2 separate regions of the Homo sapiens genome follow, and region 1 is linked to region 2. A link is an interaction called in ENCODE POLR2A ChIA-PET data of the cell type or tissue named here. Cell type or tissue: A673. All regions are shown on one strand. Links, peaks and the distances in the headings refer to the core of each region. The heading gives the core; the rest is flanking DNA.

Region 1 (7,218 bases), core at 1,554-6,553, 210 kb before region 2:
TATTTATAGCTGAAGTTTTAAATTTGGTTATCCAAAGGGGGAAAAAAAGGAAGGGTATATCAGATACAAAAGTGTATGCAAAAAAACCCACTCTGAAGTATACTAGGAATCATTTGTCTTATATATCAAAGTTTTCTCTTGGCCTTAGTAAGGATCAGTTAAGATTTTATCAAACACACACTGAATGAATTATCAGCGATTCTAACACAGAACCTCCACAAAATAAATATCACATAGATTTAGAAGAAGATAATGACCCCAGATGTTGAGTTGCAAAAGAGTATATAAATGTTTTATATTTACTATAGGCCTCTTGCCTATTCAACAAGTTGCTTTTTCTATAAAGCCTCCTGCAAACCATGTTATCTATCTATAACAAGAAAGGACAAAAATTCTTCTCTTAAGACTTGTTGATAGTGTCCAAGCCTAGACTATATATTACAATGCAGTAATAAATAGCTCACTTAACCAGAGGCTATAACACACACACAATTATTTAGAATTCAGTAATGTGTAAAAATCAAGGAAGGCCCCCGAGTGTCTAAAGTCAGCATCTAAACAGGCAACTAAGTTGAGGCATTTAACTCATTGGAGAGTATATCTTTATAGAAACTAAGAAGTGTTTCAAGGAGAAGGCTGCAATCAACTGAGTTGAATGCCACTGAGAGATCACGTATAATGAGGACAGAAAAGGGTCCACTGGATTTGGCAACATGAATGTTTCTGACAGTCTTGAAAAGTGAGTTCCAGGAGAGTGAGGCACATAGAAGACAGGATAGCATGGTTTATAAAATCAATGGGAAGTGAAGAAACAGGGGAAATGGTGTAGTCAACTTCCATGAAACGAAGGAGGAATCTGCACAGGAGAGCAGAAAAATAGGGTAGTGGCTACAGGAAGAGGGAGGGAAGCAAGGGATAGCTTTCTGAAGGTGGGAGAGAGTCCAGCATGCTTGTCTACTGATGGGAATGGTCCAGCAGACAGGCAGAAAGCCATGACTCAGAGAAGAGAGGGTGCCTGAGGCAGTGCAGTCCTTAAGAAGGTGAGAGGCTACACAATCAGTGAGTGGAGGAGCCAGGATTTGAACCCAGGAAACCAAAGCTCTTGCTCCTTTCAGTGTACCATGCTACCAAGATCCCTACTTCTGGGTGAGGGCGCGGGGGAGTACTACTTATGTATCTTATCAATACAAACCTATCATGAGCTGATTTAAATCTGAACTATTAATGACACTTGAACATGTTTCTTCTTGCAAACATTCCAAGTCTTAATGATGCTAACTGCTTTGTGACTCTTTTTTACACTCAGGCATTCAGATTCCCCTACTCCACTAGATCTAAGTGTGGGGAACAGACAGCTCAGTCATGTCCATCAGACTAATGGTGTCCACATAAATTTCAGTGACATTTCTCAAGCCCAGCATGAATGCTGAGTACCAGTACCATCTTTTGCAAGTCATCCACCATCAGATTTACACTCAGACACATCTCTTCCAGATGCAGAGCTATACTGCACTCTAGTAATTCCCCCACAGGCAGGAACAAGACCTTTCTAGAACCATTTAAAGTATACCTTGTAATTAGATTATCTCTAACCATGATGCCAAATAAAGGCTGTGACTGAACAGAAGAATCCCACGGTTAAGGGACCATTCTGTTCTTGTGAGCATAAACACAGGCTGCGTGATACAAGGAGGTCGTTGAAGACACCACACGTTTGTTAGATGTGTGTCCTAATGATAAAATCCATTAGAGTTCATTCTAATATAATTTTTTATGATTAGCACACTCAACGATAAAAAGGTAAAATAGACTATTTTGACTTTTAGCCTTTTTCAGTCAATAAAAATGTTTTAAAATCATTTTTATGATAGAGAGCATAAATGAAAGTTAATATAGCTTCTGAGGTTTATCCTTCTTACTCTATATGTAGCCATTGAAAATGAGCTAAAAGGACTCCCAAAGAATTATCACATCATAAAGAAGTTCAGGTAATTTAAATGGCTTGGGGACATCAGTGATTTCTTCAGTTTTTAAAAAATGGGAGTATGGAGTAAAAATTACATGGATTATTCAGGGGGAAAGAAACGATGAGTTCTGTAATATATTCCAAATGTTCATTTGTGAGTGAAAATTTACAACCAGAGAGAGTAAAGAATAGACACAAGGAAAATGTCATATAAAAATCTGGTTTCTGGGCCAAAAATAAAATCTCTTGACTAGTTGGGGGATTTCCTCTCCTTTCAAGGTAAACACAGACACCCCAGTGACAGGACTGAAATAAAAAAAATTGTGTTACATGCTCCATATACTTACAAGAGGTTGGAGATTCCCTACCCATTCCATCTGCCCCCTAGCCATCCCATCCCCCCATGTGTTCAGGAAAGGACTGATTTTAGCTCAACATAGCAATTATACGCATTCACAGAAGGACTGAGGATAAAGAAGACATTTCTGAGAAAACCAAATTATTTCTTTGCATAAACAATACATATAGTATAAAATAGCATAATGTTTTATTCATTCTCCTTAGATATCCAGCTGAATAGTAAAAAACTCAATCATACATATGTTTGGCTTATATCTGCCCTGCCCAATATGGTAGCTACTAGCCACATGTGGCTACTTAAATCTAAATTAATTAAAATTAAATGAATTTAAAAATTAAGTTGCTCAGCATAGCCACATTGCAAGGGCTTAGTAGCCATATGTGGCTCATGGTTAGAATACTGGATAGTATAGACACAGAACATCTCTATCACTGCAGAAAATTCTATTGGACAGCTCTGGTCTCTATGATATGATACCAAATAACTTTTTACTTTTTTGGTCATGCTGTACAACAGTAGATAAACCTTATTTTGTATTGTTCAGCATGTTTAGTCTTTTTTTTTTTAACTTCCAAAAGCGAAACATATTCACTGTACAAATATAGAACTGTATAATGGGAAAAAAATGAAAGCTTTTCCTCTCCATCTCCAACAAGCTGGAAGTAACTCAGTGTTCAAGCTTGGTTAACACCCTTATGAATACTTTCGTTGGCATATAACATTAGCCTTGATGATGTGAACTTTAGTATTTACTTAAATATACTCTCTTCTGTCAGTTAAAACATGATAGAGAGCTAGAGCTTAAGGGTCCTATGGATAAAATTTAATTTGAAAGAGATGCATAGTCTGTGAGGGTCCATGTTTGGGATACGCCTGTGCTGGAGCTCTATTAATTCCAGTGTTCCTTGGATACAAGCAGAGAACCCAGCTAAAGTAAAAATTTGAAACTGATTGAAACATTTCATAAGGGAAAAAGAAAGAAAATTTTAGCCCTCTTCAAATTGCTTGAACTGTGAAATCAAGTAATGAACACGAGAAAAGGTTCTGTCAGCTAGAATCTAAGGCTTCGTGTTGTCAGCATTTTCTTGCTAAATCTTATTATGGCAAAGCATTTGCTTTTTCATCTCTGCACTCTGTTCATCCCACAAATAAACTGCTTTGACCTCCACCTGTTACTTAGTGAAATCTGCCTGCCATCCTTCAATAACCCCATTCTTTGCCTTCGAAGGCCTTTGAATCACAGAGAAAGTGGGAAGCTAGCGTTGTGCAATGAATTGAGCTGCTATCACTTTATAAGTATTCCGTAGTTCATAGTTCAAGCTAGAAGCTACACAGCAAAAGAAAATGAATTTTTTTAAAGGTAGTGCTTATGAATACTGGAAGAGGGCAATACATTCCATCATTTTAACCTCAAATTTTTAATAGAAAGAGGTTCTCTCTTCAGCTCTTATTTAATGCAGAAAACTTCTAGCCCATTCCTTATAAGAAAACCTTTCTCTGAAAGAGTTGTGCCTTCAGTTTAGGTAGATGAGCCAAAAGATCCCTTCAAAGCTTAAAAATACTTCAAATTCAAGTATGTTCACTATACTGATATTTTGCAAAACAAAATGTATGAACCACTTACCTCAAATGCAGCTTCATGGATGTAAAAGGACCACACTACTATTAAACACTATTAAAGCAAACAAAAAACAATAAAAAGGGAAATAACTGTATTTATGTAAATCACACAACTACATGAGTCATTTTCTGAAGCACTGTATCTGACAAAATAGTTTGCTTTTTTTTTTTTAACAACAATGACATATCAGAAACAAGTATGCTGTGTAAAGTTGCACTTCTAATGATTAATGCTACATTCAACAGAAGAGATGGTGTCTGTCTAATTATGTTAAATACTTATCTAAGAGGGATTAGCAGGCTGTTTCTGCTCACTGTCATTCTTTGTGACAATGTAATGATCCATTTACTTATGAGTACAATTATTAAAAAGCATGCTATTTTCTTAACTGTCTTCATATCTTAGAAATATTTTATTAAAAATTACTTATTTGACACTAAGGGTAAATGCTTGGCAGAGTTTGGCATATCAATTAAGTAAATGAGTTAGTTCCATCAGTCATAGTCTTTGTTGGGTTTCTTATTCAAGTTGGGTGAAACTTGATCACCATAATCCTTTCATATTGGAGTTAATGATTCACCCTTTTTTCTCCTCATCTTATTTGTCCAAATCCTAAAGTTTGGTTTTCACTTAAACTAAAAACTGCTCATGGCCGACATTTTCTCTGGAGTCATGATTTAACACTTCTTCTTCACATTCACACCTTTTTTTGGAACCGAACACAAGGATCCAATTTTATACAGGCAACTCTTCATAGACCAATCAGAACGGGTTGCTAGCTATATATCATCTTTTGCGGCTTCTTCTACTCATGCAATGAACTTTATCCAGCACTTGTGAGGAAACTTGTGAGGGAAAGGTCTTTAGACAAGATAAAAACAAGAAAGCAAACCACATTGGGCACTACAACTAGGCTGGCTACACCCAAACCAAAGGACTATTTCCATATGTGTCTCAATAGACAAAACTAGGTTCCTCTCTGTCTTTGTCTTTCCACTTACTAACTCTCAAATGACAATTGCCACCAACCTGACCCTTGGGTGTGAAAGACAACCAAATAAGGGTATTGGGTGAAAGTTATTTACTGAATTGCTCCCTCAAGGAAGACTTTATCTATGTCTATAGCTTTTGTCAACTTAAGACAACTATCAAGTAGGCCAAGTGGCAGATAATGACATTTCTAATAAATTATATCTCTGCAAAAGTCTTCGAATGTACTGCCAGGGCAAAAATTTATGTGATCCAATATAATAAATGTGTGTCACAAAGATTTTTTTTTATTCTAAATGAAAGGTATGTTAAGGTTTCAATGCTGATAGACAAACTCATCAAAACATCAAGCACATCAAAAAAAGAAAAATTGCTAGTTAAGTCTTTTGAGGATAAGATTTCTGAAGGAAAAAAAAATCCACTGGAAGAACGAACTCTTAAAATTAGAAGCAGGTGTCAGCACCATGAAGTGATAAATATCAAAGAATAACTGGCCCTGAAAAGCATTCTTAAGCATCCCATACTACTTTTAAGCCTTACACGTGGATTTTGACATTCGAACATGAAGTGTTGCTTATATAAGTCCCTAAAGAGTGTTAAGACATGAGGGGTGTTGCACAGCCATTTTGATAAATGCTCTCTTCTGCTGGGTTCATGAAATGGCTGAAAGGCAGATGGCAAATTCTGACTGGCATTAAGTCATAAGTAATCCTGCTATCCTAGAATTCACTAATCTTGGAAGCTAATCATAGTTAAGTGATTTCTGGGTGGGGCTAACATGGCAGGGGCAGGGAAGACCCTTCAGATTAGAAATGGATATTGAGTTGCCATTCCTTGAATTTCTAATGACGTGAGTGCACTTCCAGCTACGCAAATGAAAACTTTAAACTACCTCTCATTACATACAAAGTAGACGATACCTACAGACTGGAATGTTTCTTCAAAATGAGGAACAAGATGCTTGGACCACAGTAAATCATCAAAGTGTGGGAGTATTGTCTGAATAAATACCGAACATTCACAGCTGTCTGGAAAGCCAGTTCCCCACAGTGGGCTGAGCGTGCTGGACCACAGGAAGAATTCCTCACTTGACAAAGACCAGAGAATCAAGAACCAAAGTTACACTGTATTTAAAAAACCCAAAGGTTTCAGAGGGGTTTTAATTGTTAAGAAAGGGAGGTCAGTGATACTTTACTCTGAAGAGGGAAGCCAATTAATTGTATTAATATTTAATGAGCTTTGCCATTCTACCTCAGTTTAATTTTTCAAGTTTAACAGATGCTTCAAAGTAAAGTGACGTTTTATTCCGGAAGTTTTCTTCCACTTGAGATATACTTTGTGAATCAGTGCTGGAGACAGCCCTCTTCATTTCAGTACTTGGTGTGCCATTCAGGAATCCATCAGGAAATAGTTCTTGATTTACTCTGTCGACGTGAGCATTTCTCGTAATCTTCCAGGATGTAATTCTCCCAGCATTTTGAAATGGGTGCCATGTCTCTGATTAATTGATGAGTTTATGATGTATCTAAAATCCTTGGATGGACAGAGCTGGATAAATAGGCATTATTGTAATCCTCTGCTGAGCAGAAAGCAATTGGGATGTGCACAGCCTCATGAGAAACTGCTGCACAGCAGCGTGCTGCACACACTATTGATTGACTTCTGGGATCTGCACAGACCAAGGACTTATTTCTTCCCTCTCTCCCCAATTCCCCATGTAAAAGCCACTTATTCTGGAGTGTTAACAAACTACTTTGTTAAAAACATTGATGGCCAAAAACCACAGAACTTTATTTCCATATAAACTGATGGTGCTATATTAGGTTATTTAACGTTTAAAGAGAATCATCAGTATGTAGGAAAAATATAAGACCCTATGAGAGAGGGAAATAAGTCTGCAAACAATAGTATTAGTGGTATCACTTTTTTACAAATTAAATGAATGTATATGTATGCACACATATATATTTATATATGTGTGCATATAGCTTAGAACAATGTGTGGCCCATAGTAAGTGCTCAATAAACATCAGTTATTGCTATTACTTATAAAACGCTTATATATTTAAAATTTCAGCAGCAGTGACAAAATACAAGCCAATATATATTTATTGTTAATCAACTTGTCTTGAGTCTATAAAATAGCTACACTGTGTTTATATGATAGAACGCAGGAAGTAAGATCACTAAAGTATTTTCATCTTTATATCTATGGTTAAAACTACCTTCAATTTAAGTTCTATAAATATTTAAATAATATTAGATATAGGAAAACATGGT
Region 2 (7,899 bases), core at 1,488-6,487:
CAAAAGCTAATTTATAAGATTGGGATGAAGATTAAAGACAGCAATTTCAATGCGTCTGGCATAATCTCTCACATTATAGGTAGATATTGAATGGAAATGTACTATATTTTCCTATACAAATAGGTTTCCCTACTCTTTTCTTCCTTGTCTCTAAGAGTCCCCTATTAAAACAAAGCAATAATTATAATCCTACTATAAAGTAGATTTTCATACAGCATCTGGACAAAATTTTTATTTTTAATCCTAACTAGATTATTTGGAATAGCAGACTGGTTCTCATATCTATATACCCTTTCAATCATTCTAAAAGACTGTCTAAGCATAGTCTTCCCTAATAAAACAGTTTTGCCTTTTATCCTATAGCTTAACTATTTAATTATCGTAGTATTACTAAAGATTCCACTAACTTGCTCAGCCTGACAAAGTGATTACGTATTGGATTATATGTTGTAAAAGTTCCCATGCTTTTAGGTACTCAGTAGGCAGCCAACTCACAGACCCTAAACTTATCATAGTAATATTGAGGAGTAACCCTTCAGATTATCTGGGGTTCTTTTTTATTAACATCTAGATCATGAAAACCCAAATTTATAACCCCAAGAAGAAATGATCAGGACCAAATTGGCAGAAATATTTTTCTCAATTTATCTACATGTGATGACTTCCTGAATTTGTCAAGGACATTAAAGAACAGCTAACTCAGCAGTTAAGCTGCAGAAAGGTGTAAGCAAAAATATCACACGAGTCAATTTGCTGGAGTCAAACAGATATGGTTTTCCTTTAGTGCATTCTTAGCTGTGATTTGGAGTTCTTCAAACTTCCATGATTCTTGAGTTTAGTTAACTAAATACATACGTGGTTTGGTAGCACTTCAACTACATACATGCATATAGAATATACTTTTAATCAGCTTAAAATGGCTGCTTTTGTAAAGCATTTTGCAAGAATTTCCCAGTGTCTGAGTTAAGTATACAGATATTAATAAAAAGAGATTTCTTTCTAATAGAGATTACCAAAATCAGGTAACAATGATTTACAAAACAGGCATTTATCTCAGAATAAAAACAACTAAAGGGAAGTGTAGTTTATCCATCATTTTTAAAAAATAGAGTAATTCATATATTAAAATGTAATATAGCAGTACAGAAATAACATTAAATGGTATTTTCTTCTCTAGCTTCTCCACTAAAACTCTAAATAAACTTTTCCAAGAAATAAATTTATACAATGTTCCCTCAACAGTTTGCACATTGTTAGCAATGACCTATCGTATATATAATACGAAACCATTTAAACAAAAAAATAAAGCACTGGCTGCCTCTCCGACCCTCCTCCTTTCCACCCAAATGATACCTTCACTTTATAATCCCCAATCTGAAGATTTTTGATAAATACTGCAGGCCACAGGGTCTTCAGGTCCTGCAGTTGGGTTTCATGTTGAGTTAGCTGCTGTGCCAGACAGCAACTGTTCACTAGTAAGTGCAACAATGATTTCCCACTTCTTCACCATCTCCCACTGTAGAGGCTAGAAAGCTTGAGACATTTGGCTGGACGTGGTGGCTCACACCTGTAATCCCAGCACTTTGGGAGGCTGAGGTGGGCAGATCATGAGGTCAGGAGATTGAGACCATCCTGGCTAACATGGTGAAACCCCATCTCTACTAAAAATACAAAAAAATTAGCCGGGCGTGGCGGCGGGCGGCTGTAGTCCCAGCTACTCGGGAGGCTGAGGCAGGAGAATGGCGTGAACCCAGGAAGCAGAGCTTGCAGTGAGCTGAGATCACGCCACTGCACTCCAGCCTGGGCGACAGAGCAATACTCCATCTCCAAAAAACAAACAAACAAACAAAAAAAACACATAACAACAAAAAAAAGAAAGCTTGAGACATTTTCCCAAGCTTCCTTGCAGCCAGAATGACCCAGTTTTGGCCAGTAAATCATAAGGGATGTCTCCTGTGTAGTTTCTGGAAAAGTTTTCACTTTCCTGATAAATGGAATAAATAAGGCTAGTCTAATGTATCTCCTTCATTATCCTACCTTCAACATACATATGGCAACCATAAATGACAAGCACTTTTTTTTTTCAAGTCAACAAATGAAGCATGTCAGGACAGAAAAATGGAAAGTGTCTAAATTCTTGTTGGTATTAGTGAGCAAATAAAAACACTAGCTATTACTGCTGGACTCACTGCTATGTAAGAAAAAAAAATCTTTGTTTAGACCACTGTTAAACTAAAATTTTTCTTTCTTGCAGCCAACAGCATTCTCAAGATACAGCTGCAATTATTTAAAGCATCCTATGATTCATGTAAAAATCTGCACTTCCAGATTCTTAGGAAAAAATTAAAAGAACTGACAACACTGGGCCCAGATTTTCACACAGCACCAATTGGCTAGAGCCAAGGGGCCTCAACTGGGACTCATGGCCTTTCAATGGGACATGGGCTGTTGCTATGTCTATGGCCTACTTCATTCCTTTAGTTACCTCTCTAGATGCTCCAAGCATTTTAAGACCCCAGCATACAAAAATAGATACCATGCAGTATAAAAACAAAGCACCATTAAAACCAACAAAGTATTTTCTGTTTTGCTAGTTAGAATGCAGGTGTCCAGCATAATAGTCACAGTCTCACTTATAAAAGTATGTCTTTTTTTCTGACTACTAACTTTTTCAACAGGCACACCAATTTCGCTTCCATAGCACACCACCAGGTCACCAAAGAATGATGCAATACTAGTTAGGTCTAAAAACAATATCATGGTGACAATAATGATAAAAATAGCTACTATTTACTGGAACTATAAAATTCTAGGCAAAGTGCTGAATGCTTTACAAATACCATGATGTTTAATCCTTTACAAAAAAAACCAATTAGGTAGGTATATTAACTTTGCTTTAAAATAAAGTGAGTCTCAAAGAAAAGAACTGATCCAAAATGGCACAGCTAACAAGCAGCAGACAGAGAATTCAAATCTAAGTCTTTCTAAGACACATAACTCGTAACCACAGGTTATATTGCTTCACAAAGAAAAGACCAAAATTATTTGATTGTTTTTGAGAAACATTCCATAAAGTGTCTCAGATCCTACAACTTATTCCTATGTAGCTACATTCTAACATGAATATTATGTCAAGTATTTGATCTTTAATGCCCATTAGTATAAGTCTTTATTCCGGTATAGGATTTTTCTTTTTTCAAAAGGCACTTCCTTCTTAAGTGTAACTGACCTGGTACAGTTAAGTTCTTGAGATTCAAAAGTGACTCATTTCCAAAGCTCCACACATTAGCAGCTGATATTATTCAATCTGAGATTTAAATTTATAATGTACTCTTGATAATGTACTCCCAATACATTTTTCACTTCTCTCTTGAATGACACAAGATAAAAGATCTTTAAGGTATAAATATTTTATATAAACTTTCACTCTGTTTTTCCTCAGCCATTTTCCATTTGCAAACACTAGACATGCAAAAAAAAAAAAAAAGGTTGAAAGAGTTTTATGGATTATGTTGTGGGGGGTGGTGGCTGAGAACTGCTTATCCATTCTGCTGTGGCAGCAGACACCACAGCTACGGGCCTAACTGCCCTTGCTGGCTAATCAGAATGTTCCACCCTCCATGGGGTCTGATTCAGAGTACTGTTTTCCATGGGACAGATAGTGGGCTAAAAGGAACAAGTTCCCAGCATAATCTATCATGATAGAAACTAAGAATACGGATAGTGCCCGTGGAACCCTGGTACTAGGATGCCTCCTTCAGCCCAAAGGGTAAGGACACAGCCATCCCACCCAGGCCTTGGGTAAAAGAACACAGCCTTCCCAAGACTCAAGACCCCAGGTAAGCATGTGGCTTTTGGCAGATCATTTATAACTCTGTCTTTTCACATTTGAAACATGAAGAAGTTAACCCATCAAAGGTTTTCGAACTACGTGCACAGTTTCCCCCAGGGCCTTGCTTCTCAAAATGTGGCCAATGCATGTTTAACACATTAGGAGTTTATCTGAAATGCAGAGTCTCAGGTGCCTTCCCAGACACACAGAATCAGAATCTGCATGTAACAAGCTTCCCAGGTGACTCCTCGCTCTAGGGGCTGATTCCAACTGGGGCTGCTTCTGGGAGAAAGAACAGGTGGGCCAAAGTTATTAATAATATGGATCCAGTACTCGCATACTTTTCAACTTAAAAAAATAAATACATGTACATAGCTTCTCCACAGATTTGGTCCTGAAGGAAACATTCCTATTTAAATAATATTTGAAACCACTGGAGAAAATTATCTATGAGGTCCTTCATAACTACAGATGTCTATGACTTTATAAATTTACAAAATTGCTTACATTCACCACTTTAATCACTACCTGTTTTCTACATTAACTCATTTTGGAGCAAAATCTTCCATCATTTGTTACTAATATTATTATATGCAGAAACATGCTTTAATCTTTTCCTAAAGATATTATTAAGAACACAAGTTAAAGCGTTCCAATATAGTGAACACCCAAACAACTATTTAGGAATTTAAGTATACAGGATTATAGAGGGGTGTGTGTGTGTGTATATATAAATGTAAATGTATACGGATACACATACACACATAAACACATGCTCCTCAACTTGTGACAGAGTTACATCCTGATAAACTCATCATAAAGTCAAACCGTTGAAAGTCAGAGACTGTCTGCGTGTGTGTGTGTGTGTGTGTGTGTGTGTGTGTGTTGCACATGGCGCATGTCTAGAGAGAAAGAGAGGATCTCAAGCTACTATCCATCTCGACCTCTTGGACAGTGTCTCCATGTCTTTCTTCATTGTTCAGCTGCCAGCTAACACCTCTTGTTTGTTTCTAGTTTCCAGACTGAAGCAGCTGTCCACTATGACTTTATTTGCTGCTCTGGAATGAAAAATCAGACTTGTGTCTAGAACAGAAGTTGTTAGACCTCATCGAGGAGGTCTTCTCTGTACATAAAGATTGTGCTCTCTAGCGCTTGAACTTGGTAAGTTTTCAGATGTATTTCCAAATGTACAAACTAACAAACAAAAACTGCAGATAAAGGAAACGTAACCGTAAATGACTTTAAGAAAAACATGTACTGCCAGGCACGGTGGTGCACACCTGTAATCCCAGCACTTTGGGAGGCCAAGGTGGACGGATCACTTGAGGTCAGGAGTTCGAGACCAGCCTGGCCAATATGGTGAAATCCCATCGCTACTAAAAATACAAAAATTAGCTGGGCATAGTGGCGAGTGCCTGTAATCGCTGCTACTCAAGAGGCTGAGGCAGGAGAGTCACTTGAACCTGGGAGGCAGAGGTTGCAGTGAGCTGAGATTGTGCCACTGCACTCCAGCCTGGACAACAGAGTGAGGCTCTGTCTCAAAACAAAACAAAACATGTATTTTACTTTCTCAGTTTCCCTCATCTCACAACAATGCAAATAATCTAGATTGTGATCAACTTTAGAAAGTTATTGAAAAGTCTATAAAATGTGACTTGGTGCTATATCATGATGACAACCATTCGGGGAACAGGAAGAGAGTAAGGAGGAAACTAAAATGGAAGAGAACTTTCTCAGTGTGTACAGTCATCTGCATTAGTCAGCGTTTGTGGGCTACTAAAGCAGCCCCAAAACTGGATAAGCTAGACCAGTGTAAGTCAATGCAATTATAATCTATTCCGAGTTCCAGAGAGGTGAGGTTTTAACCGTCCAAGTTCAGTCCTCCTTACCACATGCTCAATGCAATACAATCACAGAAGGTTCAATTCCCCAATCTTCCTCTACCTGGGAGATGGGAAAGTGTCTAGAGATCACACAGATAGGCTCTCTGTTGGCTGAACCTATAAAGAGAAGGCTTAAATATCTCATTTCAAAGTTGGATGACACTTCAGAAAGTTTCTCAAAATTTAGCTGCATCAGAATCACCTGAAGAGCTCATTAGAAATCAGATTGCTGGACTGCATTCCCAGAGTTTCTGATTCACCAGGTCTCGGAAGGGGCTAGGAATCTAACCTGCATTTCTAGCAAGTTTCCCAGTGATGCTGATGCTGCTAGTCTTGCAACTACCCTTTAAGAGCACTAACCTAGGTCAAGCCCTTATTTTAAAGATGACGCAACAGGGGACCAGGGGAGATGATTTGGCCAAAGGCACAGAATGGGTACTAGGGAGGCAGGGATTCCAGTTCCCTTCTCCTGCCTCACAGTTCCAGGCCCCTCCTATTAAAGAACAGCCCACACTGATTTGATGAAAGGTATCCAAAGAATGTCTGTATCTATAAACAAATGTCCTTGCTGCCTTATGCTTATTTGACACTTTAAAATTACATCTACAGGCCGGGCGCGGTGGCTCACGCCTGTAATCCCAGCACTTTGGGAGGCCGAGGCAGGAGGATCACCTGAGGTCAGGAGTTTGAGACCAGCCTGGCCAACATGGTGAAACCCCGTCTCTACTAAAAATATAAAAATTAGTCGGGCATGGTGGCAGGCGCCTGTAATTCCAATTACTTGGGAGGCTGAATCAGGAGAACTGCTTGAGCCCGGGAGGCAGAGGTTGCAATGAGCCGAGATCGAGCCACTGCACTCCAGCCCGGGCAACAGAGCAAGACTCCATCTCAAAAAAAAAAAAAAAAAAAGCATCTACATTATCTAATTTTATTCTCATAACAACCCAATGAGGTAGGCAGAACAAAGATTAATATCCCAATTTTATAGATTAGGAAACTGAGATGCAGAGTTGTTAAACAGTATACCCAAAGCCACAAAGTTAGCTAAGTGGTAAAGCAGACCCTTGCTACTCAGGGTGTGGTCAGAGGTTCTACAGCAGGGATGTCTCAGCGAGCTTGTCAGAAATGCAGCATCTCAGGCCCACTGCAACCATACTGATTCAGACTCTGCAGTTTAACAAGATCCCCAGTTGATTCGTATGCACATTGAAGTTTGAAAAGCATTGGGGTAGATAGGCCTAGAAACCAGGTCATCTAATTCCAAGATCAATGCTTTCTCTTGCCTCTTTTTTTCTCTCACTCTCTGAAAACTACCAGTAAGTGTCTTTTTGATTTGTTTTCCAACATGGCCTAATTAAGAAGTTAACTCTCACCAGGTAAAAAATGTTTACAGTGTTTTGCCTTTAAAAAAAATATTAAACTAGGTTAAATTACCTTTATTACTAGTCTCGGTAATTCCTCGGTAGCTATTTTCTTGACTGATGTATAGACCCCTATGAAATGAATCCTCGGAGAAGAAGATGGAAAAAAAACAAGACAGTGATCAATGGATTCAATTAGTTACAGTATAATTCTACCAAGATGAAAAAAGATCAAGATGCAATGCAACTACTCCAGGGTGGCTAAAATACTTTACCCAGAAAGTACACCATTTCTTTCCCACATTCTTCAACTATTAAGTTCAGTAAAGCACAAAACAGCTGCTCCTAAGACACCTGGGAAAATAACCAAAATAAATGCATGGCTCCTCACAACTGGAAGTATTTAAATACTGCTTTAATGGTCTAGGCATGATGACAACTGCATTTCTTCACATACAGGAAGTGTTATACAGACCAATTTCTCTAATGACAGCAAATCAACCCCTCTCGCGACATAAAGTCAACCAAGAATTAACTCTGTGGTTACTGTAAGACCACAGTTTTGAAACATGTATGCACGATTTTTCCTTCAACTTTTCAAATCAATCTCTTCCATTGAGATTCTCTGTTAAATAGAAACCAGAATACTGAGACAGTGCACTTATGAAAAGCTGATTAATTCAACATGGTAAGATGTAAATTCAAATGATTTCTTGTAAAACATATTAATCCTAGGCATCTGAATGAGTAAATATAAATACAAACACAAAAGGTTTTTTTGTGGTTATTTTTGGTCATTTCAGAGTTGCTTTGTACAAATGCA

Evidence for each region. Peaks named below come from ENCODE experiments on the same cell type or tissue, not always from the same donor. Only the 100,000 strongest peaks of a DNase experiment are listed, where the experiment ranks them.
Region 1: POLR2A ChIA-PET joins it to region 2 with 8 read pairs; 2 of 35 experiments call an interaction of 5 or more read pairs at or near these places.

Annotation. Positions count from the first base shown.
Region 1 is chr1:61,369,478-61,376,695 of GRCh38, reverse strand. All of the region lies in intron 6 of NFIA (nuclear factor I A), which reads right to left. Among named protein-coding and RNA genes, the nearest start is that of NFIA-AS1, 120 kb to the right of the region's middle. In A673, for the core only: no CTCF peak of the experiment used is centred there; no DNase peak of the experiment used is centred there.
Region 2 is chr1:61,158,406-61,166,304 of GRCh38, reverse strand. All of the region lies in intron 2 of NFIA (nuclear factor I A), which reads right to left. Among named protein-coding and RNA genes, the nearest start is that of NFIA, 80 kb to the right of the region's middle. In A673, for the core only: no CTCF peak of the experiment used is centred there; a DNase peak (open chromatin) is centred at 3,564; H3K27ac peaks cover 1,325 bases.